Regions from separate parts of the Homo sapiens genome. Here region 1 is linked to region 2. The links are chromatin loops, found by intact Hi-C in ENCODE. Cell type or tissue: heart left ventricle. All regions are shown on one strand. Each heading gives the region's core, and the rest is flanking DNA. Links, peaks and the distances in the headings are about the cores only.

What was found. Hi-C counts contacts between places; a loop is a spot of excess contacts. Peaks named below come from ENCODE experiments on the same cell type or tissue, not always from the same donor. Only the 100,000 strongest peaks of a DNase experiment are listed, where the experiment ranks them.
Region 1: a loop joins it to region 2, with 2.9 times the contacts of the local background. A loop is called at or near these places in 12 of 110 quality-filtered maps.

Annotation. Positions count from the first base shown.
Region 1 is chr20:62,989,632-63,005,209 of GRCh38, forward strand. No RefSeq gene overlaps it. Among named protein-coding and RNA genes, the nearest start is that of BHLHE23, 9.5 kb to the right of the region's middle. RefSeq lists enhancers at 8,496-9,260, 9,775-10,417, 10,418-11,059, 14,214-14,727. In heart left ventricle, for the core only: no CTCF peak of the experiment used is centred there; no DNase peak of the experiment used is centred there; H3K27me3 peaks cover 3,170 bases.
Region 2 is chr20:62,660,285-62,675,862 of GRCh38, forward strand. SLCO4A1 (solute carrier organic anion transporter family member 4A1) reads left to right here. Exons shown (of 12, transcript NM_016354.4): 4 at 128-249; 5 at 780-891; 6 at 4,650-4,804; 7 at 6,096-6,291; 8 at 7,461-7,626; 9 at 7,728-7,900; 10 at 8,193-8,257; 11 at 8,646-8,794; 12 at 11,466-12,009. The coding sequence ends at 11,609. It overlaps SLCO4A1-AS1 (SLCO4A1 antisense RNA 1), which reads right to left and starts at 6,337. Exons shown (of 4, transcript NR_024470.1): 1 at 6,101-6,337; 2 at 5,576-5,726; 3 at 4,640-5,213; 4 at 2,743-3,203. RefSeq lists an enhancer at 11,099-12,057. In heart left ventricle, for the core only: a CTCF peak has its summit at 8,390 (motif pointing right); no DNase peak of the experiment used is centred there.

The DNA of each region.
Region 1 (15,578 bases), core at 3,463-8,462, 330 kb after region 2:
TTTCTTGCATGAGACCCAAAAACCCTTTCTTGGGGTCTGGATCGGGACCCCTTTCCCTGCTCGTCTTCTCTGCATCAGCCCAGACCCCACACCTGTTTCCTGGCGTGGACATGGAGGACTGAGGCCATCCTCCCAGCCACTGACACACGCCCCTTCTGGGGTGGCCCGGCTGGCATTGCCTTCTCCTAACGTTCCCGGGGTGGCCCGGCTGGCATTGCCTTCTCCTAACGTTCCCGGGGTGGCCCGGCTGGCATTGCCTTCTCCTAACGTTCCCGGGGTGGCCCGGCTGGCATTGCCTTCTCCTAACGTTCCCGGGGTGGCCCGGCTGGCATTGCCTTCTCCTAACGTTCCCGGGGTGGCCCGGCTGGCATTGCCTTCTCCTAACGTTCCCGGGGTGGCCCGGCTGGCATTGCCTTCTCCTAATGTTCCCGGGGTGGCCCGGCTGGCATTGCCTTCTCCTAACGTTCCCGGGGTGGCCCGGCTGGCATTGCCTTCTCCTAACGTTCCCGGGGTGGCCCGGCTGGCATTGCCTTCTCCTAACGTTCCCGGGGTGGCCCGGCTGGCATTGCCTTCTCCTAACGTTCCTGGGGTGGCCCGGCTGGCATTGCCTTCTCCTAACGTTCCTGGGGTGGCCTCCAAGGTGCTTGTGACTTTCAGGAGAGCCCAGCAAGGCCACCCTCCGTGCTCCTTGGTCTGAGCATCCTGAGGTGGAGGGTGCATGACCTTCTGTTCAAGAATGCAAATGCCTGGACCAGGAGAGCGTCGGTGTGTGCCAGAGAGCCGCCTCCCTGCATACTTTCCACCCCAGGCAGGGGCTGCCTCTATGGGGCCAGCCGGGAGACTTGCCTGCAGCTGCCTTGGGCCCTGAGTTCCGGCTCCTCCGAAAGCAGCAGGAGGCCCTGGGTCTCCTTCACCCGCCACCACCCCATCTGCAAGACGGGAACGAGAGCCTGGCTTCGTGGCTTGCACTGCGGAGTGCTTAGGACCTGACCCACCCAATCTCCACAGCTCTTCACAGCCTGTGAACGTGGTAAAACGCGTGATTAGGTTAAGGGTCCCAGCGGGGAGTGCGCCGGCTTGTGGGCACTTAGTACCTGAGCCCACCCAACCTCCAACAACTCCACAACGGCGGTTCCTGAGCTGGGCTATAGAGCGATCAGTCCCTCACCCACCTCATCTCCAACACCTCCACGGTAGGGGCTCCTGAGCCAGGCTGCTGAGCACTCAGTACCTGATCCACCCAATATCCAACACCTCCACAGTGGGGGCTCCCGTGCCGGGCTGCAGAGGCCCACAGGACCACACAAGGGTCTCTGTGCCCAATTTCTGGGCACCCTGGCTGGCTGACCTGTGGGGTGGGGGCAGCTTTGCTGCCATGCACACTTGATGGAATTTCATACTGACAGCTCGCCCACCCTCTCCTCTCATTCCTCTGGGAGAAAAAAACTTACACGAAAGATGTGAACAGGCCCAAGTGGAAAGGAAAGCCACCACCCCAGGAGGATGCCAAAGGGCGTGGGGGCACACGTCCACGCCGCAGCCCAAGTTTAGGATTTTTCACGGCAGGTGCTGCTTTCATCTTCTGGAACTGCTACCGTGAAGTACCACAAACTGGGCAGCTTAAAACAAGAGAAACTGATCCCCTCATGGTCCCGGAGGCCAGAAGCCCCAAATCAAGGTGTGGGCAGGGCATGAGTCCTCCTAGGGGGATTCTCCTTGCCTCTTTCTGCGTCTGGTGGTGGCCGTCAATCCCAGCTCCCAGCACTGCAAGCTGCTGGCAAAGGCCAGGAAGTCAGAGATGGAACCTGAGCTGCTGCTCAGAGGAGCCGGGCTCAGTCACACACACGATGCAGACAGTTCCCAGATCGACTAAGGAAGCAAGTAGCCAGAAGCACTGTTTGCAACAGGCTGTCATTCTGCTTTTTAGGGAAGGGATATTTACTCAGATACACACTGTCTCTGTAGGCAGATGAGAAACCAGCCACTGCGCGGCTTCTGAGGAAGGTGCTTGTCCAGGAGGCAGGAGGACAGGGAGGCCCGATTCCCAGAGCTGCATCTCTACGGAAACCGTCCTCTACCACTGGGAACATTCTTAACAGAAGAAAATACCCGCAGTGGCCTGAGTGGTAGCCCCCAAGAAGGTAGGTCCACACCCTAATCTTCAGAGCCTGTAAATGTGGTAAAACACATAATTAGGTTAACTGTCCCAAGAAAAGGGGCTTATCCTGGATCATCAGAGGGGCCCCTGATGCCATTACCTGTGGCATGGTCTGGCTCTGTGTCCCCACTCAAATCTCATGTTGAATTGTGATCCTGAGTGTTGGAGGTGGAGCTTGGTGGGAGGTGGTTGGACCATGGGGGTGGCTTCTAATGGCTTCTAACCATCCCTGAGTGCTGTCTCATGATAGAATTCTCACGAGATCTGGTGGTTTGAAAGTGCCCCCACGCCCCACTCTCTCTTCCTCCTGCACCAGCCAGGTAGGACGCCCTGGCTTCCCCTACACCTTCCGCCATGACTGTAAGTTTCCTGAGGCTTCCCCAGCCACGCTTCCTGTACAGCTCGGGGAATCATAGCCAATTAAACCTCTTTTCTGTATAAACTTCCCAGTCTCAGGTAGTTCTTTATAGCAATGTGGGAACTACTAATACAACATACATCCTTTTTTTTTTTTTTTTTTTTTTTTTTTTGAGACAGGGTCTTGCTCTGTTGCCCAGGCTGGAATGCAGTGGCTCCATCGTAGCTCACTTGCTGCAGCCGAACACCCCCGGGCTCAGGCGATCCTCCTACCTCAGTCTCCTGAGTAGCTGGGACCACAGGTGTGTAACACCACACCTGGCCTGCATGCATCCTTAGAAGAGAGAGGCAGGGGAGTTTGGGGACGAACGCACACAGAGGAGAAGGTGATGTGAAGACAGATGGGGCCATGTCACCTGTGTGCACAGCAGTGCTCCGACTCATGCTCTGGCCTGCCCGTGCTGAGGGACAGAACCCACAGGGAAACCCATGCCTCTCCCATGAGATAGAAACTGGCCATCTCCTCTCCAAATGGAGATTGGACAGACTGTGTTCCACGGACGGGAGCGAGGGCAGCAGCAGCTAAACCAGGCCTGTCTCCACCTCCCACACAGGCAGCAGTCTCCAGGTGGAAGTGTGGAAGTGTGTGCTCCTGGGTGTGTGTGCAGACGTGTGCACACGTGTATGGATGTGACCGTCGGGTACTGGGATGAAGGGGCCAAGAGGGATGGAGGAAGAGGAGGGCGCTAAGAAGTGGGTCTGTCGTGGGCCTAGCTTGCTGTGCTGCTTGACTGGGGTGTGAGGTACACCCCTCCCCTCCCCAGGCATGGCTGGCTTCACCGTGCGTGACCTGAGCAGCTGCCCAGGGCCCTGTGATGAGAAGGGACCTCTGCTTGGTTTAATTCTCCGAAGTTGCCATATTGAAATCTTTAACAGTTTTGGAACAAGGGCCCCATATTTTCATTTTGTGCTGGGACTGCAAATTCTGTAGCCAGTCCTGCCCCCAGGAAACTCACTGGAAAGGTGTTTACAGCATCCTTTGGAGGAAGGGCCGCAGGGCAGGGTCAGCCCTGGAACTTTGGTGGCATTTAATAACTGCAACCACATTTAAGGTGCTGGCAGCTGCAGGATTTTACCTGGTTAGTGTGGCGGGGGAGGCTGGGAGCAGGGGAGCCTGGGAGGCAGGCAGAGGCTGGGAGGCAGGGGAGGCTGGGAGCAGAGGAGGCTGGGAGGCAGGGGAGGCTGGGAGGCAGGGAGGCTGGGAGGCAGGGGAGGCTTGGAGGTGGGGAGGCTGGGAGCATGAGAGGCTGGGAGGCAGGAGAGGCTGGGAGCAGGGGAGGCTGGGAGGCAGGGGAGGCTTGGAGGCAGGGGAGGCTGGGAGGCAGGGGAGGCTGGGAGGCAGGGGAGGCTGGGAGGCAGGGGAGGGTGGGAGGCAGGGGAGGCTGGGAGGCGGGGAGGCTTGGAGGTGGGGAGGCTGGGAGCAGGAGAGGCTGGGAGGCAGGGGAGGCTGGGAGGCAGGAGAGGCTGGGAGGCAGGAGAGGCTGGGAGCAGGAGAGGCTGGGAGGCAGGGGAGGCTGGGAGGCAGGAGAGGCTGGGAGCAGGAGAGGCTGGGAGGCAGGGGAGGCTGGGAGGCAGGGGAGGCTGGGAGGCAGGGGAGGGTGGCCAGATGTAGCAAGTAAGGACACAGGATGCCCCCAGTTAACTTTGAGTTTCAGATAACTAGAAATACATTTGTAGGGTAAATATGCCCCATGCAATACTTGGGACCTAGTCACTGTTTTTGAATCTGGCACCCCAGCTGGGCGTGTTCGGCCAGGTGGGCAGGGAATCCCAGGGGTTTCCAGGTGGGCTTTGTCCGTGGGCACCGAGTGGGGGGCCTTTGCCTGTAGTAGACCCTGGGGGCCAGACCGCCGCTTCTGTGCGGAGCTGCCTGTCCTCCTCCCGCTGAGGTTCTGAGGCAGGAGTGCAGCCCCAGGCAGGCTCCTGGTCCAGAGGCATCCAGGGACCACGTCATCCCTGGAATTTTGGTTGCATTTAATAACTGTAATGTGCAGAGGAGCGGGTCAGCGTTTCAGATTAGCGCCCAGCACGTAACGAGGGCAGCTGCTTCTGTCCATCTGGAACTTGCTCTGGTCTCTCTCGGCCAAGGCTCAGCCCACAGGCCTCGCCCACCGACGCCTGCTGGTCTCCATTTAATGAGCGATTTTGGATTAAAATGGGAGTCAACAACAGGGCACAATCTACATTAAGTCTCGGCAAAATGAAAATTGCGAAGATTGACTTAGGGTGTTACGGGGAATATATAATCATAGCTCATCCATAACATCCCACAGTGCCCGACAGATAACTGAGCTGCCTAGAGGGGGATTAGGAACGCGGGCTTGTGGAGACAGCCCCGCTGTCTGGGCCTGGCCTGGGAGGTGGCTGGGAGCAATGCACCAGGCTCCGTTTGGGGTGCTGACGTCCTGACATCATGACTTCCCCTGGTGGAAGCACCCTAAACCTGGCTTGTCTATTAAAGGCCTGTCCATCAAGGCGTGAAAGAGAAAAAAGTTGAGACGAGATCTGAGTAGGAAAACCCACCCGCCATGTTCCACCTTCTAGAGACAAAGGACGGTAAAGCGTGTCTCTGGCCGAGCCTGTTCCATCTCAGGAGCTGCTAGTCTGGTCCTTTCTCATTTGCTGGTTCGTTGCAAGATCGCGTGGGCCTTTCGTGACTGGTTTATATTCTGCAGTGTTTGTAGTCAGGGCTGGGGACGTCTCCAGGTTAATGCCAAGTGACAGGCAGCGTAGCGGCAGCCCTGCGGGCTGAGCTCACAGGGGCCTCCCTGGCGTCCCCTCCAGACCATTGCTGCTGTTTCAATCCGTCAGTCCTGCAAGGGCCTGAGCCCCCAGCTGCCCCAGGCCTTTCCACACCACGCAGCCTTCCCTTCGCCCGTGCGTGCCTGGCCAACTCATTCCCCTTGCCTGTCTCCACCCTGTCAACCCGGCGCCCGGTGTGCTGTGCTGTGGCTGGAATCTGGAGAAGTGTTTCTGGAACTGTGGGAGACAGCTGGGCTGCTTCCGAAGGGCTGCCAAGCACGCATCGCACTGCGGATTCTCCGTGTGCCGCAGAACTGCAGGCAGGATCTTGACACAGGTCCATGGATCTTTCCAGCAAGATTAAGGCCGGGCCGATCACTTCATTCCCCAAACGTCTCTTTCACATCCAGAGGCTCACGCAGGGCTCCTCCTGCAAAAATCAAGGCGGTATACGACTTTCAGAGCTTCAGTGAGGGCCCCTGTGGGGCAGCAGAATAAGAATGACAGCAACTCCCGGCCTGGCCCACTCCAGGATTTACAGAAACACCTCCTGCAGCTCCTCAACCCCCCAGTGCAGCCACGTTAGTGCTGACAGTCTAGGGCACAGGGAGGGAAGGAAGACAGACTTGAAGGCCCCAGTCCGGTGACTCCGTTTATGAGACATTCTGGAAAAGGCAGAACTCAGGACAGAACACAGGCCAGGGGTCACAGGGGCACAGGGCAGGGACCACAGCAGGACCTGTGGGGTGATGCAGTGTTCTCTGTCTCGACTGTGGTGGGGGCCGTGTGGCCGTGGTGTTTCAGAAGGGTGAATGTCACCGTACATACATTACACCTCAATTTACGAGACAAACGATCAAATCATAGCAAAGTCCTGGACATGGAGAGTGACGCTGGCTGCACTACACTACATGTCCTTCATGTCACCGAACTATACACTTAGAAATGGTTACCACGGTGAGCTCCACGTTTCCTCCACTGCAGGCTCTTCAGGCAGAGAACTGGCCGCACCTGCCCCTTCCGGCTGCCGCTCTCTAGTGAAGGGCTGTGGTGCCTGTGTCACCCCCATGTGGCGTGGAGCCGCGTGACTCAGGTCCAGCTGGAGGCTGCTGCGTCTGTGGGACTGCAGCTGACCCTGATGCAGTGACCATGCGGGCCTGGAGTGGGGAGGCCCCCCCTTAATCCTCAGGACGCAGCTCAATGACGGTCACTCCCCAGCAGAGAAGGTGGCCGGATGGGCGAGGGGAGCGGGGGCCCAGCCTGCAGGTGCAGACCTCAGCTGGCCACCTGGCGTGGAGTTTGCCAAGGACAGGGACACAGTGCCGAGGTCGGAGCCCGGGCGGAGACCTCACCCTCAGCCTGTGGGGCAGTGTGTCTGGACCACAGCAGGGCCCTGGACACGCCCCTCCCTCCCCAGCACACCAGCCTCTGAGCGCGTCTGTTCATTTGTAATTATTTTGGAAACACCTGTTCAACTACATGATGGGGGCAAGGCGTGGGGAGCGTCCTCTTTCCACAACACATTTTGTTGCTGCAGGCTGTACAGAGGCTGCTTAGTGACACTGCATCCTGGAGAGTCCATCTGTCCCCTGTCCCCTCCTCTGTCCCCACAGCTGCAATCCCACACAATATCAATTAGCCACAGCATCACCACCACCTGTGCGGGAGACGGGTCCCTCACTGATAACCAGCAGGTCTGGGGGAGCCATGTCTCCTCAAAGTTACCTTTTAAGCCTCATTAAGCAGAAAGTCAGAGCTGACTTGCTACACCCATGCTCACTGAAAGGTGCTGACCGTTGGCCGGGCGCAGTGGCTCTCGCCCACCTTCTGGAACAGCCATGAGGCAGGGGTGACCCCACCCTGGGTGAGGCTCAGGAGTTTCTCCTGGGCTGACACCCATTTTCTCCGAGCCACAGCCACGAAGGCTCAGGCGTTTCTCCTGGGCTGACACCCATTTTCTCCGAGCCACAGCCACGAGATGCTCTTTGGTCTCGGGCCACATCTCTACACTGCGTCTTGGGGCGATGCTCACAGTGGGCACAGCTGTGGTCTCAGGGGCTGATAGTAAAGTTTTATTTTCTTTTACTTTATTTTTAATTTTTTTTTGAGATGAAGTCTTGCTTTGTCACCCAGGCTGGAGTGCAGTGGCACGATCTCGGCTTACCGCAACCACCGCCTCCCTGGTTCAAGCGACTCTCCTGCCTCAGCCTCCAGAGTAGCTGGGATATGGGTGCACACTATGCCCGGCTAATTTTTTTCTTGTATTTTTAGTAGAGACTAGGTTTCGCCATGTTGGCCAGGCTGGTCTCGAATTCCTGACCTCAGGTGATCTGCCTGCCTTGGCCTCCCAAAGTGCTGGGATTACAGGTGTGAGCCACTGCGCCCAGCCTGACAGTCAAGTTTTAAATCTGAGCTTTGGTGCTTTGGAAAGAGTAACCTTCTCCCCCAGCCTCGGTTTCTCCTTCTGAAAAAATGGTCAATGGTCAATGGAATCCCACAGGCCTGTTGTCTCAAGTCCACAGCCTCCATTTCAAAAGGCTCTGAAAATGGAAATGTTAAAAAAAACACTCATTTGATAGCAAAGCCTGCCCTGGAGGGACCTGAGGCCGGGTGTGGTCTTCGCCTTGCATGCCTGCGGTGGGAGTCCTCGATTTCAGGAGGAAACAGCCGCAGCCCCTAACTCTGGCCCCTCCCTGCCCTGGCCCTGTTGTGACTCAGTCTCACTCCAGTTTCCCTCCCTGGGGGGAGAAAGCCTGAAGGGAACCATGGCCGAAGGACCCCCACACTGAGGACAGGCCGTCATCCTCCCTGGCGCTCCCTTCTCCTTGCCCTCCTGTGTCTGGGTTCAGGGAGGCTACACGTGCCTCTGGCTGTGACGTCTGCGAGTGGGGTGTGCCCTGGATGCCATGCAGCCTTCCTGCTGGGCAATGAGGAAGCGCTGGCCTGCCCCCGGCTTTCCCTCCCTCTCTATGCTCACCCCTCCGACGCGCACAGGAGAAGCACGGGGAAGCCGGGTGCACTCAGAGTTGGGGACAGCCCGGGAACCTCCCACGCTCCAACTCTCTCTTCTCCTTCCAGAAAGGGTTACAGGGCCTGACCTCTGGGACACCCAACTCATCGTGTTTGCCAGGGCTTTCCAGGGTTTAAGAAAGACAGAAAGGGCTGTGTCCTGGGAATTGGAATGGTGGCTCACGTCTCACCTCGGTGAAACACACAAGGCAAACTCGACAGAAAGGGAAGGAGGGCCCCAGAGATCTCTCAGGGCTGGAGGTGGAGGGACGTGGGGGCAGCAGGGCTGTCCTGGCAGGTCAGAGTTGTGCTGTAACAGGACGAAGGCGAGGGGGCTGGAAACCCACACAGAAAGAGAGCTGTATGCAGCATCGCACCACAAACATGCTCATATATGCATACACATGCACGCACCCCACATGCATGCATACACACCACACATATGCATACAAATGCACACCCCCGTGTATGCACACACATGCCAAACACATGCGCACATCCCCCACATGCATGCACACACACCCCACATATGCACACACCCCACATGCATGTACACCCCCCACATATGCACACATATGCACACACCACACATATGCACCCCCCATGCATGCACACACACCACACATATCCACACACATGCACACCCCCCACACACATACACACAAACCACACAAATGCACACACACGCACACACACCACATATGGACACATGCACACACACATCATATATGCACGTGTCCACACAGGCACACCACATGGACACACACATATAGCACACACAAACACAAGTTTGGGTAACACACTTGGGCAGAGATAATTTTTGCCCCCATCTGATGTCTGCCTGTCTCAAGACTAGGGTGACGACAGGCGCTCAGTTGCCCCACCAGGGCCAGTCTTTCCTTTCCAGACCCGCCAGGCCTTCCCCAAGCCGGACGAAACCAGCACCTACCTGGGCTGGGGGAGGTGACCAGGGGCTTGAGACCTGCTATACATTTGGGATATTTTTAAAAGCATGGGTTGATGGTTAGGGGAGCAGAGCTACCCAGACAAGAGGGGGTGCACTGCAGAAGCACCCCATCTTCTGCAGAGAGCCTTGAAGGAGGAGGAGGAGTGGGGAGGGGAAGGGGAGAGGGAAGAGGGGAGGGCGAGCCTAGTGCTTTTCCTTCTGTTAGTGCCCTGGAAGCTGCTAAGGTAGAAGGCAGGAGAGCAGACGGCTTTGGATGCATCTGCTCATTCTGGACACACCGCTGATGCTACCACCCTGAGGGCGGATCCAGGGTAAAAGCAGGGGAGTGCTCGTCTCTTCCCGGCAGCAGGTGAAGACGCTTATTTTGGAAACCCAGATTCCTGAATGTGAAATCAACATCTTCCCGTTTGTCTATGGTGCTTGGAATGAAAGCGAGGGCTTCACCGACTTCTCAGCTCAGGGCCGTGGGGACTCTCTCCAGCAGGTGTCACTGACTTCTCGGCTCAGGGCCGTGGGGACACTCTCCGGCAGGTGGGATGGTTCTGCTCAGGGGCTTGGTTGGTGTGGGGTCTGGAGGAGAATAAGCTTCTCCCCTCCGTTTCTTCCACCAGCAGCATGGGCCTGTTGGCATTCACTGGTTCATAGTCGGTGGGTTTCTGAATCCCAGTCCCTAAAGCTGTGGGTGTGTTCATGTACTGAACACCCTTGTGACGAGTCTCTCACCGGTTTGCATTACGTGGACCCACCGGGACGCAATGCCCCAGGAGTCTGCTGGGCTGTGGAGGATGGTTTTATTTCCGTGCATGAAATGCAGAGACGGTTTGACCCTGTAACTTTGGTAACTTTGGTGTCATCCGTGGTCGGAAAGCAGGAAGTGCTGGGGGCCAGAAGCAGCTCCAGACGCCGAGAGCACACAGAGGCTGTGGATGACGGCGACAAAAATGCATCCTGTCAGATGCCTTGTGGCCATCAGACAGCATCGTGGGTCCTGTCTGTGTCTCGGGGTTTGCGGCCACAGATCTGGACTGGTGGAGGCCTCATTAGGACAGCAAGGGCCGTCCACGTGCACGGGGAGATTGGCCCCCCGTCAGGGCCAATCAGGGGTTCCCGGGACAGCAACTGACTGTGGGCTCATTACTTTTAACAAAACCCAGCTTGGAGGCAAAACGAGGCTGGCTAGGAAGAGGTGCAGACATTTTCTGAGGAGCACTTTAGCCAAGATCATGGTCCTGTCCCCAGGGGCCCCGGGTGGGGCAGGCATGCATGGTGGCGCTGTGTGTCTCGGGCAACAGAGACCATTGGCAGGCTCGTGCGCACTCTGCGCTGTTTCCGACCACCATGGCCCCCAGAAACGCACAGCCACAGAGGCCGCTTGCCTGCAAGGGTGGCTCTCGGAGGATGCCCACAGATGCCTGGGCAAAGACACACCAGGGAAGGACAGAGACAGGAGAGGCCACGGCGGTGTGCGGTGTGCTCAGAGACCCCCTTCCATGCATGCCCCTCAGAGGGGCTCCTCCTCTTACGTTAACTTCAAGGATAATTCTGACCGTCTTTCCATTCAGCTACTACACAACAGCTTTTATACATTTATGTGAGTAAAGATGCCTCAGGCACGTCAGACTGGAAATAATACAGCATAAATCACTTTTTACAGCAAATAAAACAGTTGAATCAAAGGTGACTTTGCTAACTGTTTGAACCTTTTCTGCGTTCGGGGTAGCACAGGTTTTGTCCCTTTGGGATTAAATTTGCAAATGCATATCAACTTCCTAATTTTATGAAACAGACTTTGGTTGGAGTATTGGAACACAGTATCCAGGGTTATGAGTTCAAAGAGGTAATTGTTGGAGAAATAATTTAATACATCACAAATCCTCTATTTCTATCTCTTCAAATGGGATGCCAAAAGCGATTAAAGACTAAAAACATACCACAAACAAATTCACATTAGAAAATTGCTGTAATCATTCTCTGCTGGATTAACCAGGGTTTAGGAGCCTCTGGTGGCTGGTTCCATCAGGAAGTCTTTTGGAGAGCGATGGTGAAACCAGAGTGGCTTGGGGGTTGGAGACGGTTTGTGCATTTCACCCATCCTCTTAGGAGAACGGTGTTTGTCCTTTACGAAGAGGTGCCTCTTCTTCTCCTGTTCCCATCCTGCAAGGGAAACAGACACGCGCATTTGGTAAAGTAAGCGTCTGTAAAGCAAGCGGCTGGGCATTGACTTAACCATAAGGTAAAACAAAGTTCCCCAATGAGTCTAGTGACAGCTGCGCACATGAAAACAAATCCCATTGTTGGGATGAAATTATCAGCTAAAAGGAGCTGCTGGAAGCCAGCGTGCCTGGTCAACCAGGGTCTGCCCATGAACTGCTGTGGGCCGGATGGACCCAGTGGCACCAGACAGGCCCTAGGGTGGAGGTGAAGCTGGGGCAGTTTTGCCCTGACATAGGAGGCCGAGCGCCTGTTACTGAAAACCGGGGATGCAGTTGTAGGTGAGTGAATTTCTTAACTGGGGGAAGCAAAGCTCTTTGTAACATATACCAGGCACCAGCGGAACCAAAAGTGCTCGGGCCACAGTGCCTCACCCAGGGGTGGGAAAGTCCTTGGCAGCTTGGTTTCAGGCAGGAAAGTGCGTGTTAAGGGCTGCCTTGTCTGAGGTACGCTGACCACAGGGCATCCAAACGCGTGGAGATGCAGGAGAAGTGTCTGTCTCTTTAAGAAATGAAAGGCCAGGCACGGTGGCTCACGCCTATAATCCCAGCACTTTGGGAGGCCGAGGTGGGTGGATCATGAGGTCAGGGGTTCGAGACCAGCCTGACCAACATGGTGAAACCCCGTCTCTACTAAAAATACAAAAAAATTAGCTGGGCGTGGTGGCGGGCGCCTGTAATCTCAGCTACTCAGGATGCTGAGGCAGGAGAATTGCTTGAACCTGGGAGGTGGAGGTTGCAGTGAGCCGAGATCGCGCCACTGCACTCCAGCCTGGGCGATAGAGCAAGACTCTGTCTCAAAAAAAAAAAAAAAAGAAAAGAAAAAAGAAAAAAGGAGAGGCCTTGTGAACCCCACATTTGTTTTCTAACCTGCTGGGCCCTCTATTTTTACCCAGCAAGCTGGAGAGTCCCTGGGGAGCAAGGAAGCAGGCATGGCCATCAGTGCATGAAGACAAGAGTGGGACCTAGGTCAGGCAACCTGCATCTCCTGACCGCACGAGGGACCCTTACAGAGCCACTGGGCTCGGAGAAGCCTGCCCCAAGCTCCCACAAACTAAGCTTCACAAAACTCGTTTCCAAAGAGAGGCCAAGCCATCAAGAGAATGGGTCTTGGCCAGACGTGGTGGTTCACGCCTGTAATCCCAGCACTTTGGGAGGCTGAGGCAAGTGGATCACTCAGGAGTTCAAGACCAGCCTGGGCAACATAGGAAAACACCGTCTCTACGAAAAACAAATTAGCTGAGCGTGGTGGCGCTCGTCTATAATCTCAGTTACTCAGGAGGCTGAGGCAGAAGAACAGCTTGAACCCAGGAGGCAGAAGTTGCAGCGAGCAGATATCGCACCACTGCACTTCAGCCTGGGCAACGGAGTGAGACTCCGTCTCAAAAAAAAAAAAAAAAAGAACAGGTCTTGATCTGTGAGTCGCTCAAGCAGCAGCCAGCAGGGCCCACACCTTTACTCTGTGGCCTTGTAATCCGCTTTCTCCCGTTTCCTAGGCTTGGGTGTGGTTGGCGCGTGTGAGGCTGGAGGGGCATGTGGACCCAGTGACTCAGTGGGCACAGCCTCTGCCTTTCCTGCTGCCGGCCCAGGCCCCAGCCACAGCCCCAGCCCCAGCCCGCACTCCGGAGAAAGGCTCGATGAATCAGGATTGGAAAAGAAACAAGGATGGGACATTTCCTATTTGCCCAGCTCTAGAATGGACTCCTTAAGTCCATAGGCATTTCCTGGTTATTATTAAACAAAGAGAAAGAAGCAAGGAGTACTTTGCGTGCTTGGTGTTTTCACGGCCGAGAGCTGCAAAACCCGAGGCTGCCAAACCACGCGTGGCCACTGAGCACTGAAACGCATTGGAACATGGCTGGTATGAACTGAGCTGGGCTTTAAACACATGCTGGAACTTGAAGACTTAGTGCCAGGAAAGTAAAATATCGAATAACTTTAAATATGGATGACACACTGAAATGATATTTTGGATGTATTGGGATAAGTATTAAGTTATCAATAAAAATAATTTCATCTGCTTCTATTTCCTTTTTTAATATGGCCACTTGAAAATGTAAAATTCTACACATGACCACGTTCTCTCCCTACAGCAACACTGGTCACGGGGTGGTGTGAACACCTCGGTTCTGGGGACGCTGCCTCCCACCTCCCACAGCCTGCACATCTCTACCTAGAAGGAATCTAAAGGTGAGCATCTTAGCCAGACGTGGTGGCTCAGCCTATAATCCCAGCACTTGGGAGGCCGAGGCAGGCAGATCACTTGAGGTTAGGAGTTCAAGACCAGCCTGGCCAACATGATGAAGCCCCATCTCTACAAAAAAATACAAAAATTAGCCAGGCGTGGTGGCGCACATCTGTAGTCCCACCTACTAGGGAGGCTGAGGCAGAAGAATCGCTTAAATCCGGAAGGCAGAGGCTGCAGTGAGCCAAGCCAAGATGGTGCCACTGCACTCCAGCCTCCGTGATGGAGCGAGACTCTGTCTTAAAAAACAAAACAAAACAAAACAACACAGTGAGCGTCTTGAAAAGCTCAGCTGGAAGCAAAGCTCTTTCGTGTTTGGTTCCTCCCTGAGTGTTGGGGGAAGGGTGGCTCCTGGTGGGTGGTGACGGTGAAGTTCTTTCCCGGTGATCCCCAGCCATTCTCAACACACCTGCAGGAGCACAGCCGTCAGAGAAAAGACGAGCAGCCCCCCACGTTTCTCGGGAGCCACGGGCTTGCACAGGCACCCACGTGGGTTCTGCTTTGCTGTTTGCCAGATGTGGGCACACAGGCCGTGGAGGGCTGTCTTGGAATGAGAAGATCCTTGGGCAAATCTGAGAAAGGCCAGATGACACTGTGATTGCCCAGGTGGCTTCGCGAGCAGCCACTGCAGAGAAGGCGAGCTAATTCTCCGAAACACTCCACTCCACTCAGGCCAAGTGAGAAGCATGCAGACGTTTGTAGAACAGTAGACACACAGCTTTGTCATGTACAAAAAAGTTTAAATGTAACTTGAATTTTTATTTAAATTAAGTAATCGGAAGAATTTTTGATTAGTGAAGTGGTTTTTTCAAAAACTTATTCTCCACCCAAAGAGAGAAAGAGAGATTTTTTTCCTCTGCCCTTTTCCTTATGATTTCACACATGTGCTATAATAAGTGGTTGCTTTTAGATGAGTTTTAGCATCTCAGAGACTCTTCAGACTCTGGTTTCGAGTGGACACAAGTATCTGAAAATTGAAATTATTGTGAATTCAGCTACAAATGAACACTATTTCACTTGATATTAAAATTTAACCATATTATTTTTATAAAATAAATGGCAATAAAATGCTTTATTCTGAATATAAATGATGTACCAATGTCTCTGATTTTAACCAGAATAAACACCCCTGTTTCAAATTCTGATAAGCAGGTAATTTATTTAAGATCACGTTGAAATGACCCTAGAAGTGAAGGGCATTTGAGTTTCCAGCTTTCCCACTTTATCTAAAAGGGGAAAAACGGTGTCTGGCACTCAGCTTTTCGAATGTGCAAAACTGATAAACTAGTCTGTTAGGGGAAAAAAAAAAGACAATGAAGAAATAAAAGTGGAAATTAGCAGAAACCAGTATTAGGCATATGTCTTTATGAATAAGACTTAACCATACACTTGATTTTGCAAGTACAGAAGGCCCTGTGGAATGTATTAATCAGAGTTAAACGCTGTAGACAGGCGCGTTGCAGGGCGGCGGCCCTCTCCCCTTGGCATTACCGACAGCCGAGGAAATTGGGTTAATAAAGCCGGATACTGCGGCGGGGCCGCGGGGCGCAAACCGGCGCGGACAGATGGGTCCCCGGGGGCACCCTGCCCGGCTCCCTGGATCCCGGATGGTGGCAGAGCTGGGAGCTGCGCAGGACGGGCACTGCGCAGCGCATCTCCGTTCACACCCGGCGGGGCACGGGGCCCGCAGCAGCTTACTCACCCGTAGCCCGGCCTCCTCCCTCGGAAGGGAGAGGGGATCGGTGGGGAGGGGGTTTGCTGGACACCAGGGCTAGACGGGGCCCTCCCCTGACCGTCAGGGTTAAGTAGGGCGCGGGCTGTGAGGACCCT
Region 2 (15,578 bases), core at 6,248-11,247:
TGTTGACCAGCGTGCAGACAGACCCTGGAGGTCTGCCCGGAGGAGGGGCCAGCAGCCCCCAGTGTGTGTGCCATGGAGGGCACAGGTGGGCTGCACGCTGACCCAGGTGCCACTGCCTCTTCCACAGGACGGAGCTGACCACCGAGAGCCCACTGTGGGTCGGCGCCTGGTGGGTCGGCTTCCTGGGCTCTGGGGCCGCTGCTTTCTTCACCGCCGTTCCCATCCTTGGTTACCCTCGGCAGCTGCCAGGTGGGTTTCCCTTCCCCAGCCCAGCCTTCACATTGGGAGACTGTCCCTTAGTCTTCGCGAAGGGGGCACCCCGTTTCCTCTGCTGTCTTTTTCCCCGCCATGATCAAGTCTGCGGCACACCCTCATTCTCAGTGTTCTTCCCATCTGGGTGGAGAGACGCCTCCTGGCTGTGGCACAAGGCAGGTTGTGTGTCCATCCTGTCCTGTGGCCTCCCCTCTGCCCCAGCGGCTTCTCCCCCTCAGGCCACGGAACAGGCTTGTCCCAATCAGGGCAGGGCCTCCATCCCCTCCTTCCCCCAGCCCCACTTTGGGCCCCAGCTCTCCCACACCTCCAAACCCGGCTTGTGCTGCATTCTCACGTGGTTTCTGTTCCAGTGCCGCCTCCCCGGGGCTGCGAGGGCTGCAGGGATGTCAGACAGTGACGTTCCCAGACCGGGGAGGGGCAGAGGAGTGGGGGCAGAGCCTCTCTCGGAGAAGTCCACCTCCGGGAGCCCCCAGCCCCCAGCCCCAGCTCACTCTGTGCCCTTCCAGGCTCCCAGCGCTACGCGGTCATGAGAGCGGCGGAAATGCACCAGTTGAAGGACAGCAGCCGTGGGGAGGCGAGCAACCCGGACTTTGGGAAAACCATCAGAGACCTGCCTCTGTAAGGACCGGAGTCGGGAGGGTTCCTAGTGTCCTCAGACCCTTTAATGGTCCCCATCTTGGGGGAGTCGTTGAGACCCCTCCGGGATCATGATGGGGACGCAGCCCCTAACCTCTGTCGTGACCCTGGGCCAAGAGATTAAGGAGCAACAGATAGAGCCTCTGGGCCAGGGGCCGCAGACCCCGCCTCAGGGCTGCAGAGCCGTGGGAGAGTCCCAGAGTGGGGCCGGGGCCTCGGCCCGCACCCAGGGAGCCATCACTTCACTCATACAGTGTGGAGACTCCTGTGGGCTGCGCCTGGCTCCCAGTGGCCACGGAGCAAATCCCTTCCACACCAGCAAGTCTCCCCGTGGCCTGTGTGTCCCGGGGTCCCCAGGGAAGCTGCATTTGACTTGAGACCCTTCCCTCACCATGACCCCCCACACTCTAATTCCCTTTCATCAGGTGTCACCTGTGCCGTACCCCCCGGGCCCTGGGATGCTGCCCCCCCATCTCCCTCCCTCCCTCAGAGTCTCTGAGGACCTCCCCCCTCTACCCGGCGTGTCCCGCTCACCCTCTGGGGAGGTTGCTTGCTTTGCCGTCTGCCTTGGCTGCCTTCCCTTTCTGCTGAGTGTGGTCCGGCCTTGCTTTGCTGTCTTGCTGCACTGCTAGGGTGAACCCGGGGCCCTGAGCCGGTGGGGTCCTAGAGGGACAACAGAGGGGCCCGGGCCCTCCCGGCCTCTCCTGGGGATCATGCCTTCCCTGGGGGGCTCTCCCCAGGGCTGGGCACAGGTGGCCCTCAGGGTGGCCACCACCCAAGTCCTCAGCGTCTGAGGCCCCAGCACGGGGAGACTCTTGTGCCCTTGTAGCAGCAGGTCCCTGAGCTCACAAATGGCTGTGTCTCACTGGCCATAGTGGGTGGAGGGTGTGGGCAATGGGTGAGTCCCTGCTGCCTGCCCTCAACCAGGATAGGAGGGAAGGCATCAGGGCCAAAGGTGGCCCCTCAGAAAGCCCCAAGCTGTCCACGGCAGAGAGGAGCAGGGCTGGATGAAGATGGGAAAGAGAGGCCTCATTAGGACCCTGATAGACCCCCCAAAGGAGCTGGGAGCTGCCTGCTAAGGAGGGTGACCCCATGGGCCAAGCTGACCCGGGGCCACGTTCCCAGGACTTGGGAACATCGTGTAGGCACTGGCTCACCCTCTCTCCTCCACCCAGCAGCAGAGCGGCTTAGAGCTGAGGGTCAGGCGCCCTGTTCCCAGCGTGGCTGTGAGCCCCCAGTGTGGACCTAGGAACCCTGGGGCTCTTTCAGTTCATCAGGTGATAAGGAGGTTTATGTCCAGGGTTAGTTCCCTAAACCAGTTGCTGGGAAGAAATAAATCATGGGACATGTTCCCTTTATTAAAGTCATGACTAATTCTCTGGGCAAATTCAACACGAGAATTTCAGCCGAGCAATCAGTGATTAAGAAATGAAGTTTGCATAGCATTTCAGAGAGTCAGGGCCTCCTAACGCAGCCACACACCCCGGAGCCTGGGCAGGTCTGGGAAAAGCCCCAGGGAGGGACTCCCCCAGGGTGCCCACCCCAGCCCCATCCCCCCATATGCCAGGACCCCCCCAGGGTGCCCACTCCAGCCCCGTCACACCACACGCCAGAACCCCCCCAGGGTGCCCACCCCAGCCCCATCCCCCCACACGCCGGGACCCCCCCCAGGGTGCCCACCCCAGGTCTGTCACCCCACATGCCAGAACTGGCTGGGGAAGGGAGGGCATGGGCTGGGGTCTCCTTTGTCCTCCATCGTCTTGCCTTTTTCAAGACGTGGGACCCAAGTAGTTAACCAGAAAGAAGAGGCTTTTCAATCCTCAAGTCAGGAAATAAATTTTGAAAGAACTGGGCTCTCCCATTTTAATCAGGGAAGGGGACAGAAAGAACCCATGTTCATGGCTGCTGAGGTCAGTCTGAGCGAGCCAGCGAACACCTCCAAGCAGGCAGAGTGCCTGTGAGGCTGGAGCGGAGTTTCTGACGCCAACATCAGCTCTGCAAGGCACCTGTGGGCCTGTTGGGGCTCAGAGGCTAACTAGGGCTGCACCGTCTGTTCCTGATTCTTCAGAATCCATTTACATTTGGCCACCTCCTCAAACAAGAGCATTTGAATGTTCCAGGCATTCAGAGTTGCGTTCATCGGAACCAGGCTCTAGGTGTGGCCGAGAGGAAAGAGCCGCCCTCCTGCAGGTGGGGGTGATGTGAGGCCGACAGTCTGCTCTGGTGAGAGGCTGGAAAGTGTAGGTTTACAGGATGTCACTAAGCTGCAGACGCAGGGGTTCAAGTCAGCGACACTGCGGTGTGAGCAGAGGCGACATGGACATGTCATTTATTGTGAAAATTTGCATTACTGTGGGCTGATGTGAGAGGCTATTGTGCCATGACCTGGGGCTTCAGGAACAGTCTCTGCCCCTGGTCTATGTTATGAGTTCCAGGGACAGGACAATAGCTGTGTCTGCAAACACCCCCACCTGAGGCCGAGAGCCCCCCACTCAGTGGGGGAGAAGGGTCACGCACAGGAGCGTGCTGTGAACAGGATGCAGGCAGCTGTGAGCTGGGATGAATGTGAGCTTTGCCCAGTCTGGGTGATCTGTGTACCCCAGAGAGAGCCGAGCCTCTCTTTGCAGAGGCGGTTTCCCTTCTGTCTGCCTCGATCACTGCACTGGCTGGGAGGGCTTTGCGTGGTTTACACCATGCAACACGTTTTCCATCTCAGCATCTTATGCGCTTAAGCAGCGGTTGGGCGTTAGCCCTGCTCAGGCCTCCAATGCTAACAAAAACAGGGAGAGCCTCCATTCACCCCCCAGGGCCTCGTGTGCAGGGACAGGCAGCCCCGACGCACTGCTGTCGGCCACCTCCTGGGTTAGAAACTGCAAGGCCTGATGTGGGGCCTTCCCAGCTTCCAGGGGGCTATGTCCTTATCCTGAGACCCCACAGCCAGGACCGCAACAGGCAGATGTGGAGGCTGAGGCTGAGCCCTCAGGGCCAGACGGCTCAGAGTTCCCACAGTTCCCCCCAGGGCTCCAGGCCCATGCACCAAGGACTCGCCCCAGTTGAGGCCTCACCACCCCCAGGGCCACTGGCCCCCAAGTGCAAACCAAGCTAGCCAGGTCCGTCTACCCAGGGGCTTCTTGCATGGAGGGTTCGAATCCCAGTGGCTTCCTGCCCCACTTCTCCCAGGGGCTGGCGGTTGGGGACTGGCCACAGTCCCCATTCCCGTGATTCCATTCCCCTATCCCAGGGCCTGTCCGGTCCTGGACTTGGTGGCCTCTGCCTGCCCCAGCCAGTTCCCTTTTTCAGGCCCTGCTGCTGGCCAGTGACGGAACAGGGTCCTGGGTCACTTGGGGTCTCTCCCCACCTGAGCTGAAGCTCTGGCCAAGGCACTGATAAGGTTTTTCCCTAATCAGGGACTGCAGCTTTCAGGACAAGTGGGCCACAGGCATAGGCTCAGCCTGGCGCCCCCTGGGTTTCTCTGGAATAAGTGTGGGTGTCCCCCACCTGCCTGCACCCCACTCTACTCCCTGTCGGAACAGGGGCCCTTTGTAATCAGACCGGGGAGCTGACAGCCTCAGGAACAGCAGGTTCCTCCCACCCTGGGTCTGGCCCACTCTGACCCTCAGTCTCTTCTCCACACCCCGACCTCTGCCCACCACTCTGACCCTCAGTCTCTTCTCCACACCCCGACCTCTGCCCACCACTCTGACCCTCAGTCTCTTCTCCACACCCCCACCTCTGCCCAGCTCCATCTGGCTCCTGCTGAAGAACCCCACGTTCATCCTGCTCTGCCTGGCCGGGGCCACCGAGGCCACTCTCATCACCGGCATGTCCACGTTCAGCCCCAAGTTCTTGGAGTCCCAGTTCAGCCTGAGTGCCTCAGAAGCTGCCACCTTGTTTGGTGAGAAAACTGAATCTTGGGGGTCCTCTGCTTTTATGTCAGTTCTCAGAAACAGAGTCTTCAAGGGCATCTTCTAGAAAGACCCAGACAGGGCACATGGCAGTGAGTGCCCTCCCACCCCCGCTGCCAGAGCAGGTGTGGAGAGCGCCACGGGGGCTGAGCGACTCTGTCCACAGGCCGGGAGAGTGGTGGTCCTGCCCTCTTTGTGGGACATGCTCCGTAGGTGGAAGGGTCCACGGTGGGCTCCACCCCCTAGCCACCTAGTCTTGGCTTCTGTGACTTGGTGCAGGAAGGGTTTGGACCTGGCTGTTCCATGAGCCAGGCACTGGTGCCTCAGGACCTCCTGGAACAGTGCAGCTGGGGGTTTCTCGGTGCCAGAGGCAGGCTGGCCTTCCCAGGCTGGGCAGGTCTGCAGAAAGTGGGGACCCCTCCTCAGAGCTGCTCCTCCTGCCAGCGTTCACAGAGTACCCTGGGCCATGGCAGAGGTGCCAGGCATGTGGGCCACCACCGCCAATCTACCGCGCTCTACCCTTCCAGGGTCCACTATCTGGACAGGAAGAGGGCATCAGATGAGGGCTCCCCTCCCTCCCCCACAGGCCCATCCTGGCCTGGCCCCTCTGGGCTGACCTCACAAGCCCACATTCCCACACTCAACAGCCCCCCAGAGGTCAGCTCTACTGCCCCTTGGAGAGCCTCCCCACCTGTCCCCCCAAATCTGTCCCCTCCCCACCTGTCCCCCCAAACCTGTCCCCTCTCCACCTGTCCCCTCACCTGTGCCCTCCTCACTTGTCAGCCCAGAAGCTAGATGCCAGCTAATCGCAATTTTTTACTGTTGGTGGCCACTCAGGCTTCGACAAATGTCCTTGTCACAGCCTGCAGGGACTCGGCAGAGGCCCCTGGGGGAGGAGGGGGTGTGGCTGCCCTGGAGGGGGGTCAGTGGAGGAGTCATTGGCTTCCCACTGGGGCAGGGGCCGCTGACCTTGGAGCACTCTGGGCTCTCCTCCTCCCCCCGCCCCGCCCCGCCCCCCCGCTCCCCCTTCCCCTTCCCCTTCCCCTTCCCCTTCCCCTCTGAGGCATCCCCGCTGTGGGCTCTGGACAGAGGTCCCTCCTAGGGCTCTATCAGCGCAACAGCTAAGCACTCAGGTGTGGTGTTGAGTGCTGCCATGCAGGCAGGAATTGATCCCTCTATGCCTCAGTTTCCCCACCTGTAAAGTGGACCCGGCTGATCCACCACCCTCTCCCACCACGGCCCCCTGCCTGAGTCCCTGGCTGAATCCCTCCCTCTCCCCAGGGTACCTGGTGGTGCCAGCGGGTGGTGGCGGCACCTTCCTGGGCGGCTTCTTTGTGAACAAGCTCAGGCTCCGGGGCTCCGCGGTCATCAAGTTCTGCCTGTTCTGCACCGTTGTCAGCCTGCTGGGCATCCTCGTCTTCTCACTGCACTGCCCCAGTGTGCCCATGGCGGGCGTCACAGCCAGCTACGGCGGGAGGTGAGGGCCAGATGGCACCTGGGTACGCGTCGGGGCCCCAAGCACCCGCGGTCCCTGGGCATGGAGGAGGAGTGGTGCAGCACTTGGGAGAGGTGGTTTTGAAAAGGGCTACGTCACAGGACAGCGGCAAGGGCAACACCCGCTCAGCAGGGCACCCGGCAGCATCCACGTGAAAAGGCACCATGCCAGCCCCCAGCAGTGCCTGCGCTTGGGTCCCGGCTGTGCCCCCGGGCAGTCATATGCCTCTCTGGGCCTCAGCACTCTGCTCTGTAGCTGTGTCAAATGGAACAACAGCCCTAGTGTTCGGGGTCCTTGAGGCTGGTCTCTCGGTGACATAAAAAGTGTCCCAGGATGTGCTCCTGGAGTTGCCATGTGCTGGGAGTGGGAGGGACACCTGCTGGTCAGGTGGCAATTAGGGAATATCCAAAATACACGTAGGTAGCCTGCACCTCGGCCCTGCCCTGCGGGCCCCGGGAGTGCACCTGCAGGTGCCGTGCAAGGCCGAGAAGCACAAAGCAGCCGTTGTGGCATTATCGGAACCTAAGAGTCATCAGGGTGGACGGGGTCACTACGCTGTCCTCACAACAGAGGCCCTGCCCACAAAGGAGTGGAGGAAGCTCATCCTGGGCCACTGCCAAGACATACTGTGAAGTGGGAAAAAGGAAGGAGTTGGACAATGGGCGCAGTGTGCTCTGATTCAAGTGAGAAGTGCAGATGTTTGTGACTGCCGAGGGGCGTGTACGTGCAGACGACCCCTGCAAATGCACAGCCGGCCTGTGGCTGGAGAACCGAGGACTGGGGTGGGGCTGGGGCCACGAGGCTGCCTTTGTGTACTTGGCGCTTTTTCTTTCCTAATGTTTGTATTTGATCCATATGAATGTGTTGCCTGTCCAAAAACAAATGAACTAGGGAAAGGGGCTGTGCATCAGGCGGACGGTGCTGGGGGGCATGGGTGTGCCTTCCTTGCGTGAGGAGGAAAAACCATTCTATCACCAGAAGGCAGTGCCCAGTGTGAGTGCCCAGCGTGCTGGGGGCGGTGCAAGCTTGGCAAGTTTGTAGACCCGAAATGCAGGCTGCATGGGGACGAGCCCCATGGCTGACCCTGTGCCTGCTGGGCGCCAGCATGGCTCTGGCCTGGACCCTACCACTCGCTTGTCCCCCCTCTGCAGCCTCCTGCCCGAAGGCCACCTGAACCTAACGGCTCCCTGCAACGCTGCCTGCAGCTGCCAGCCAGAACACTACAGCCCTGTGTGCGGCTCGGACGGCCTCATGTACTTCTCACTGTGCCACGCAGGGTGCCCTGCAGCCACGGAGACGAATGTGGACGGCCAGAAGGTGAGTGGAGCCGCTGCCTACCGCCCCTGTCCTCCCCTGGACCCTGGGAAGGGGCCCCCGTGCCTTCCCCTTGTAATCGGAGCTATTGTTGGGCTTCCCAGGTGTACCGAGACTGTAGCTGTATCCCTCAGAATCTTTCCTCTGGTTTTGGCCATGCCACTGCAGGGAAATGCACTTCAACTTGTCAGAGAAAGCCCCTCCTTCTGGTTTTCATATTCGTTGTAATTTTCTTTACATTCCTCAGCAGCATTCCTGCACTAACGGCAACTCTACGGTAAGCTGGGGTCGGGTGTGCGCTTGTCCAGAGCTTTCCTTGCAGCACCCTGAGGCGGAGCTCTGCAGATCCTGAGACAGGAGCACTCCAGGAAACACCCAGGTCTAAGCGGGCCTGTCTGTCACTGGTGGCAGGAGAGACCTCACTGTCTCTGATCTCTGACGAGGGGCTTCCCACTTGGGGGGGGGTGATGATGTGGCTGGGGACTGGTCCAGGAGGCCACTGGCCTAGGGGGTGACTTGGCATGCAACCCCACTTCTGTGGGTGCTGACGCTGTGGTTTTCTATTGCAGATGTGTCCGTGACCCTCAGAGATCCTTTGCCCTGGGAATCCAGTGGATTGTAGTTAGAATACTAGGTACTGTGCAGTGTGAGGAAGCCATGGTCAGTTGCACAGTGTGCTCACTGCACAAGGGCATGGGCAAGTGTCTAACCACCAAGGGGATGTGCTTCCCAGCAGGAGGCTGTTCCCGCCTGGGAAGGGGTCCATTCCCTAACTGTCCACTAGAGGGGCCCATCGTCATTTATTTGCCCAAAGGCTTTCCCTGGGAGATCATGGGAAACTCGCAGCCCCAATGCCGAATGCCCAAAGAAAGGAACGTTTAAGCCCTCTTTGCACCCCCTGAGAACTCCAACGGCCAGTATCACCTTCCCAGAGCCCATCATTCCAGGCCTCTTGGCTGCCTGCCCCCTGCCTAGCCCCTACCCACCAGGAGTGTGGGTGCTGAGTGGGCTTCTCTCCGCAGGGGGCATCCCGGGGCCCATCGCCTTCGGCTGGGTGATCGACAAGGCCTGTCTGCTGTGGCAGGACCAGTGTGGCCAGCAGGGCTCCTGCTTGGTGTACCAGAATTCGGCCATGAGCCGCTACATACTCATCATGGGGCTCCTGTACAAGGTAAGCAGGCCCAGGGAGGGGACAGAGGGTCTGCTCTGAGGGTGGCTGGGGGCTCCGAACATGCCGCGATCTTCCAGCAGCTTGGACCACAGCCTAGTACATCACAGATGTTCCTGCAGCCAGTTTGTAGAAGGCCCTTCCCACATTCCTCATGAGTTGGTTGTGGGGAGAGGCAGGTGGGCTGCAGGGCCTCCTCCTGGGGTTCACTGTCCAGGCCCCCAGCAGCTCCAGCAAAGCCCAGGCCCAGGCCCTGCTCCCTCTCCCACCTCCTGGGACTGCCCCTCCACAGTGTGGTCTTGCACGTACCCGGGATGCCCGTTAACTAAAAGCTTTGCAGAAATAAGAAGTGGCTGCTCCTGTTAGAGCGGCTTGACTAGCTGGTCCACTCCGGGCCTCAGTCTGGGGGGCTGGCGGGCAGGTTGCAGCCTCTCCGTGATCAGTGCGCCTTGGATTCCATTGGATCTCTTAGTCTGGCCCTCATTTTTCAAGCTAACAGAAACTTTCTGTTGTGACTTTTGGCGTATGCTACCTGGGAGGAAACGCAGTATTTGTGTTTGGAATTTGCCCCCATTAGACGATAAAGCACAAAGCCTTCTAAATAAAATGCGGTCCCACGGCCAGCTGTTCAGAGGATCTTGACGCTCTTCCTTGGGTGACGGACCCAGGAGAGTTCATCCTGCAGGAACCCGTGGCCTCAGGCTTTCCAGGAGGGAGGTTAGAGAAAGGGAAGGAGCCCAGCTGGTTCACCTCCCCTCGGATTAGCAGAAAAGAGGCGAGTCTGAGCAGGGCCTTGTGTGGCTCTGGAGAGAAGCAGTGGGTTAAGGAGACATACACCTCGGTTTCCCCCTCATCTGAGGTTTCACTTTCCACAGTTTCAGTTACCAGAGGTCCACCACAGTCTGAATGTATTAAATAGGAAATTCCAGAAGCAAACAGTTCATAACCTTTAAAGCACGCGCCGTTCTGCACAGTCTGGTGAGATCTTGATCTGTCCTGCCCAGGACTCGGATTCTCCCTTTGTCCAACTTTGGAAGAAGGCAAGGTCAGAACTTATTCTGCAGGGAGCTTTGGGGATATTGGATACTAAGGCCCAAGCCCTCTGTGATACGCCTTTCGCTTTGGCATAAAATAACGGTTGACTCTCTGTTAGGCGCGTCTCTGCTCAGGGAGTGGTGGTGTTTGGGGAAGCCCAAAGGCACATGAGCATCAGGAAATTGACCATTTGACTTCATAAGACATAACCTTTGTCCAGCGTGTCCAGGCTATTCATGCCACCACCTGTTGATCACTTAGCAGCCGGTGTGGTTCCCACATCCCCCATCACCATATCACAGTGCCATGTTCAAGCCACTCTTATTTACCTAATCATGGCCCCAAAGCACCGGAGCACTCACGCCGCCGTTCAGCTCTGCCAATGGGAAGCCGGAGGCGCCTCCTTCAGCGAGAAGGTGTAGTTCCTTGGCTGGGCTTAGTACTACCCTTAGACTCACGCGTCCACAGGGGTCTCAGTGTCTGCGGATGAGGGGGCTGCTGTACTTTCCCAGGGAGCCGTCCCCAGACTCTCTCTTTGCTGTGTTGGATGCATCCCTTAGCTGGGAGCAGCAGGCTGAGAGCCCTCCACACGCAGCCATCCCCTGGGCTCAGCACAGCCAGCGGGAGCCGTATCCAGAGGGTCAGAGTTGGCCTCAGCAGCGCATGCGTCCATGTTAATTGTAGCGGGGGAGCACACGGTGTCTCCTTATAAACACCCTCGCATTCCACTTTGTCCTGCACCGAGTCAAAACAGCCTCACTCCCTGAATGCAGGCTCAGGGCCATCAGCCAGGCTGACACTCCAGGAGGCACAGTGGGTGTTTCTGGTCCACGCCCAGCGTGGAAATCATAGTGGTGCACATGTACTCTGCGTGGGCATTGCGGCAGCATCCGTGCTTGGACCTCACCGCCTTTGGGGCCCACGTGGGATTCCTGCCACATCGTCCTCTTGCCCTGCAAAGTCGGTGCAGCCCCTCATTGTTGACAAAGAAACCAAGACCCTGAAGGTTCAGAACTGCCCATGATGGTGGCACCGGGGCTTGAACCCCGGCTGTGGTGGTGACCGGCGACTGGCTCTGTGTGAGGTTCCTGTGGCCGCCACGACAAAGGACCGCAAGCGGGGTGGCCTGATGTAGCAGAACCAGATTCGCTTGCAGGTGGGGGCAGGGCGGGCTCCTTCCGCCGCTCTGGCTCTCTGCAGCTGCATGTGGCCTTTCCCTCTGTCCCTGCCTCAAGTCTTCCTCTCCTTTCTCTCATGAGGACACCAGTCATTGGATTTGGGGCCCACCTTAGATCCAGGATGGTCTCATCTCAAATCCTTAATTACATCTGCAAAGACCCTATTTCCAAAAAAGGTCCCATTCACTGGTGTCTGGCACTGTTCAACCCATGACAAGCCCCTCAGTCCTGTGCCTCTGTTTTTAGTCAAAGGGTGTGTTTCATTCCCTCTTTAACAATATTGGCGTCTGCTCTACAAACCGGTTATATGGGAAAGATACCCTCTCAGAGCAGGATGGGTTTCCGTGGACCTGGTGAGGGTGCTGCAGGCTGGGGCAGGGACAGGACTGGGACAGGCCCACCAGTATCCAAAGGCTCTGGCCGAGCTCCCCACGAGGTCCAGCGGGCTCCTCTCTCCCCAGGTGCTGGGCGTCCTCTTCTTTGCCATAGCCTGCTTCTTATACAAGCCCCTGTCGGAGTCTTCAGATGGCCTGGAAACTTGTCTGCCCAGCCAGTCCTCAGCCCCTGACAGTGCCACAGATAGCCAGCTCCAGAGCAGCGTCTGACCACCGCCCGCGCCCACCCGGCCACGGCGGGCACTCAGCATTTCCTGATGACAGAACAGTGCCGTTGGGTGATGCAATCACACGGGAACTTCTATTTGACCTGCAACCTTCTACTTAACCTGTGGTTTAAAGTCGGCTGTGACCTCCTGTCCCCAGAGCTGTACGGCCCTGCAGTGGGTGGGAGGAACTTGCATAAATATATATTTATGGACACACAGTTTGCATCAGAACGTGTTTATAGAATGTGTTTTATACCCGATCGTGTGTGGTGTGCGTGAGGACAAACTCCGCAGGGGCTGTGAATCCCACTGGGAGGGCGGTGGGCCTGCAGCCTGAGGAAGGCTTGTGTGTCCTCAGTTAAAACTGTGCATATCGAAATATATTTTGTTATTTAAGCCTGCGTCCCCGTACCGCGTGCTTTATTTCTATGAGTTTGCAGAGTTTGGTGGTCTCGCCATCCTTGGCCCACGTCCTGTAGTCAGCCCTGTGGAATCCGTGGATATGAAAAGTTGGCCTTCCTTATCCACAGGCTCCCCCGTAAGTCGGCCTTCCTTATCCACAGGCTCCCCTGCTGAGGATTCATCCCACCTTGGATGGAAAATGCAGTTTTTGTGGGAGATGGAACTGGAGGGTACGGAGGGCTGACTGCACATACAAATATACATACATGAGTGTACATATGTTCTTATATAAACGTGTCACAGTAAAATTGTTCCTCATCTTGCGTTACATTTCCCTCGTTATTCATGGGGTGAACAGCTGGTATCAACTGCCTTGCGTCCCCCAGAGCCATATGTTGAAGCCCCGGCCCCAGGATGGCTGTGTTTGGAGGCAGGGCCTTTAGGAGATGATTATGTGCGGGGTCATAAGGGTGGGTGCAGGTCCCACAGGACTGGTGTCCTTAAGAGACCTCTGCCATCCGGAGCTCCTTATGGCCAAACCCTTCCCACTCGCTGAGCCCTGCAGCCCCAGGGCCTCTCTGAGGACTTAGTTTCAGGTGGGTCAGATCAGAACCCCCGGGTGGTCCCCAGCACTGAGGATGGACGCCACCCTCGCCCTCCGGTGCTCACAGTCTGCAGCGCCTGCCAGGAGTTCTCAAAACCCAATGCGTCGGTCAAGATCCCCCCCAAATTAGGGTACAATCCGGTGCTGGTGACATTTTGATTTGCTAAGTAAGGAGATAAAACACAGCCATAAGGAGAGGGGACCTGGGCTCACCAGGACGCTTGTGTGGAGCTCACTGCTGTGACTGCTGGGCCAGGGAGGGGCATGGGGGGGGCACAGAGGGCCAAGTTGGGAAATGATGGGGAGCAGGGGGTGCAGGGAGAAACTTCCCGAGGGAGGTGACAGAAGGGAGTGCAGGAACAGACCCTAGAGGGAGTACAGGGGCTCTGGGGAGCCAGGGAAGTGGATCGCCACTCAGAAGGGAGTGGGGAGGACGAGGAACCTCACCAGGTCCCACCTTTGCCATGTTCATCAGGAGTCCGGTTCATCAGGAGTCATCAGAGGTGGGTGGAGCTAGGGTCAGGATGAGGCTCGGGCATGCTGGGCAGTGCCGGCTTCCAGTGACCTGCCTCCTCCGGGTGTCACTGGGACACACTTCCAACAAGCAGGACTTAGCACAGGGCAGATGCCACATCCCTGACCGGGTTATTAGAGACCACGACACTGCCCAGCCCACCTTCTGACCAGGTTATAAGAGACCACGACACTGCCCAGCCCACCTTCTCGCCACTCTTCTCAAGGGCTGCCCTGGCGGGAACCCCGCATGGCCAGGAACTGGCCTCTGCCTACGGTCGGCAAGAAACCGGATGCTCAGCCCTGGCCTTCAAGGACTGGAATCCTGCCAAGGGCCACGTGAGCCAACCAAGAGGGGACGACACCCTGTAGCACCTGGACTGCAGACACATCAGAGACCCAGCTCCGTGGTGCCTGAATTCTGGACCCACAAAGGCTTTGACATAGTCAACGTGTGCTGCGAAAAGTCACTAAATTCTGGGGCAGTTTGTTCTGCAGCCATAGCTAACCAACACACTGGGCAACAGCACAAAACAAGGGCCAGTCCTTTGCCGCTCACCTGTTCTCCATGGGCATGGACCTCACCCCCCAGGCTCGTCTATGGCAGTGGCTGGCACTTGGCCACTGGGCTGGGGCAGGAGGGAATCAGGGTGGAAGGTGCCAGCCATCTCCTCCTAGAGTCCCACGAGACCATTTCGGCGGATGCCTGCCCTCAAGCCCTCTGCTCAGAGCTACGTCCCGTGGTCCCAGTGAGTGGTGGGCGAGGCAGGAACCAGCCGTGCTCCCAGCTGAAGGAGGTGTTCTGGTACCGGAGTGTGGGTGTTGGGGCACAGCTGGCCGCACCTGTCAGAGGCGTGTGGCACTGAGCATCCGTGTGGAGGTGTCCATGGGGCCCTCGGGGAGACTCATGGGAGCTGTCAGCCTGCGGGCTGAGCTGAGATTGGTCAGGGGAGCTCATCCGGGAAGGCTGGGCAGATCCAAATGGAACCCGGGGACCTCAGGACTGAGCAGGTGGAAGAGGCTGCGTCCTCACATCAGGGAAAGGGGGGAAGAGCCCAGGGACACTGGGTGGAGAAGGGATGAGAGGGAGGCGGCACACGCGGTCTGGCCACCAAGGGTGGTGCACCCTCTCTGCTGCCAGTGGTCAAGATGGTCTCTGACTCACAGATGACGATTCCAAGGGTCTGAGCGGCCCTGTGTGTTCCCCGATGTCTCACAGTGACAAATGGGCAGAGGCAGGGGCTGTGGACTGACAGCATCCCCCAGTTCGTAGGTCGAAGCCCCAGCACCCAGTGTGATGGTGTTAAGAGCTGGGACCTCAGGGAGGTGACTAGGGTGAGATGAGGGGGTGAGGGTGGCCCCCCGATGGGATTCGTAGCCCTGTAACAGAGGAAGAGACCAAGCTCCTCTCTCCTCTATGTGCTGACACGACTAGAAGACAGCCGTCTGCAGACCAAGGAAAGGACCCTCCCTGGGAGCCCAGCCTTGCTCGTGGGCTTCGGGACTCCAGAATGTGGGTAAGGCACGTCCGTTGTTTGAGCCGCCAAGCTATGGTTCTGTGATGGCCGCCGAGCTGACGGAGGCTGTAGAGTTTCGACTCCGGTCTGGGGGCTCCAAGGACTGTCCCGCTCCATGCCCTGCCCCCACCCTGGATGCCAGGAAGGAAGAGAAACGCCCCGAGCTGCAGAGAGGACAGAGAGAGGGAAGGAAGAGGACCAGCATGTTCGCACAGGGCACACAGTGGAGGCTCCCGCCCAGGATGGAGGGCAGGTATTCCAGGGAGCGGCCCCCAAAGCGACTGGGTGTATGCTGGGCTGCTCATCGGCATTGCAAGGCATCCATCTCCCTGCCGGCAGTGAGACTTCGTGGTGCGTGATGGATGAGGCCACCAAGCCCAGATTCCCTTCCCAGGTCCAGGAGGGCCCCTCCAGTGGGCAGCCCGGGCTGCCGGCCACCCACGCGGGCTCTGCCACCCCTCAGGCAGCTCCCAAGAGCTGCGGGGTCTCTGCAGCTCTTGAGCTCTGCTGCCCTCGCCTCGATCTAAGCTCCCCTTGCCTTCCCCATTGACAATCCGCCTGGCTCTGACTCAGGCCCAGGGAGGAGACAGGAGCAGATGGCTGACAGGGACAGTTGGGACACAGGGGCAGAGAGGAAGCAGTCTGGTTGCAGCCTGGTCCCGGCCCCAGCCCCCCAGGCCTGATGACCCAGCCTCTGTGTGACTCAGTGCAGGGAGCGTGTGGCTCCTGGCCCTGCCACAGAGGCCAGAAGGCATCTGCAGATGCCCACACAGGCCCCCCGCTTCTCCGGGATCACGGGCGCACCCAGCCTGGTGGGCACATGGGCCCTGGATACGCCCTCGGCTGCATGCTGGCCTGGGTCCTGGATGCCTCCCACAGCCAGCCCCTGTCCTCCCACGTCCTGGGAGGAGCCCCTGGGATTAGCCAGGAAGGT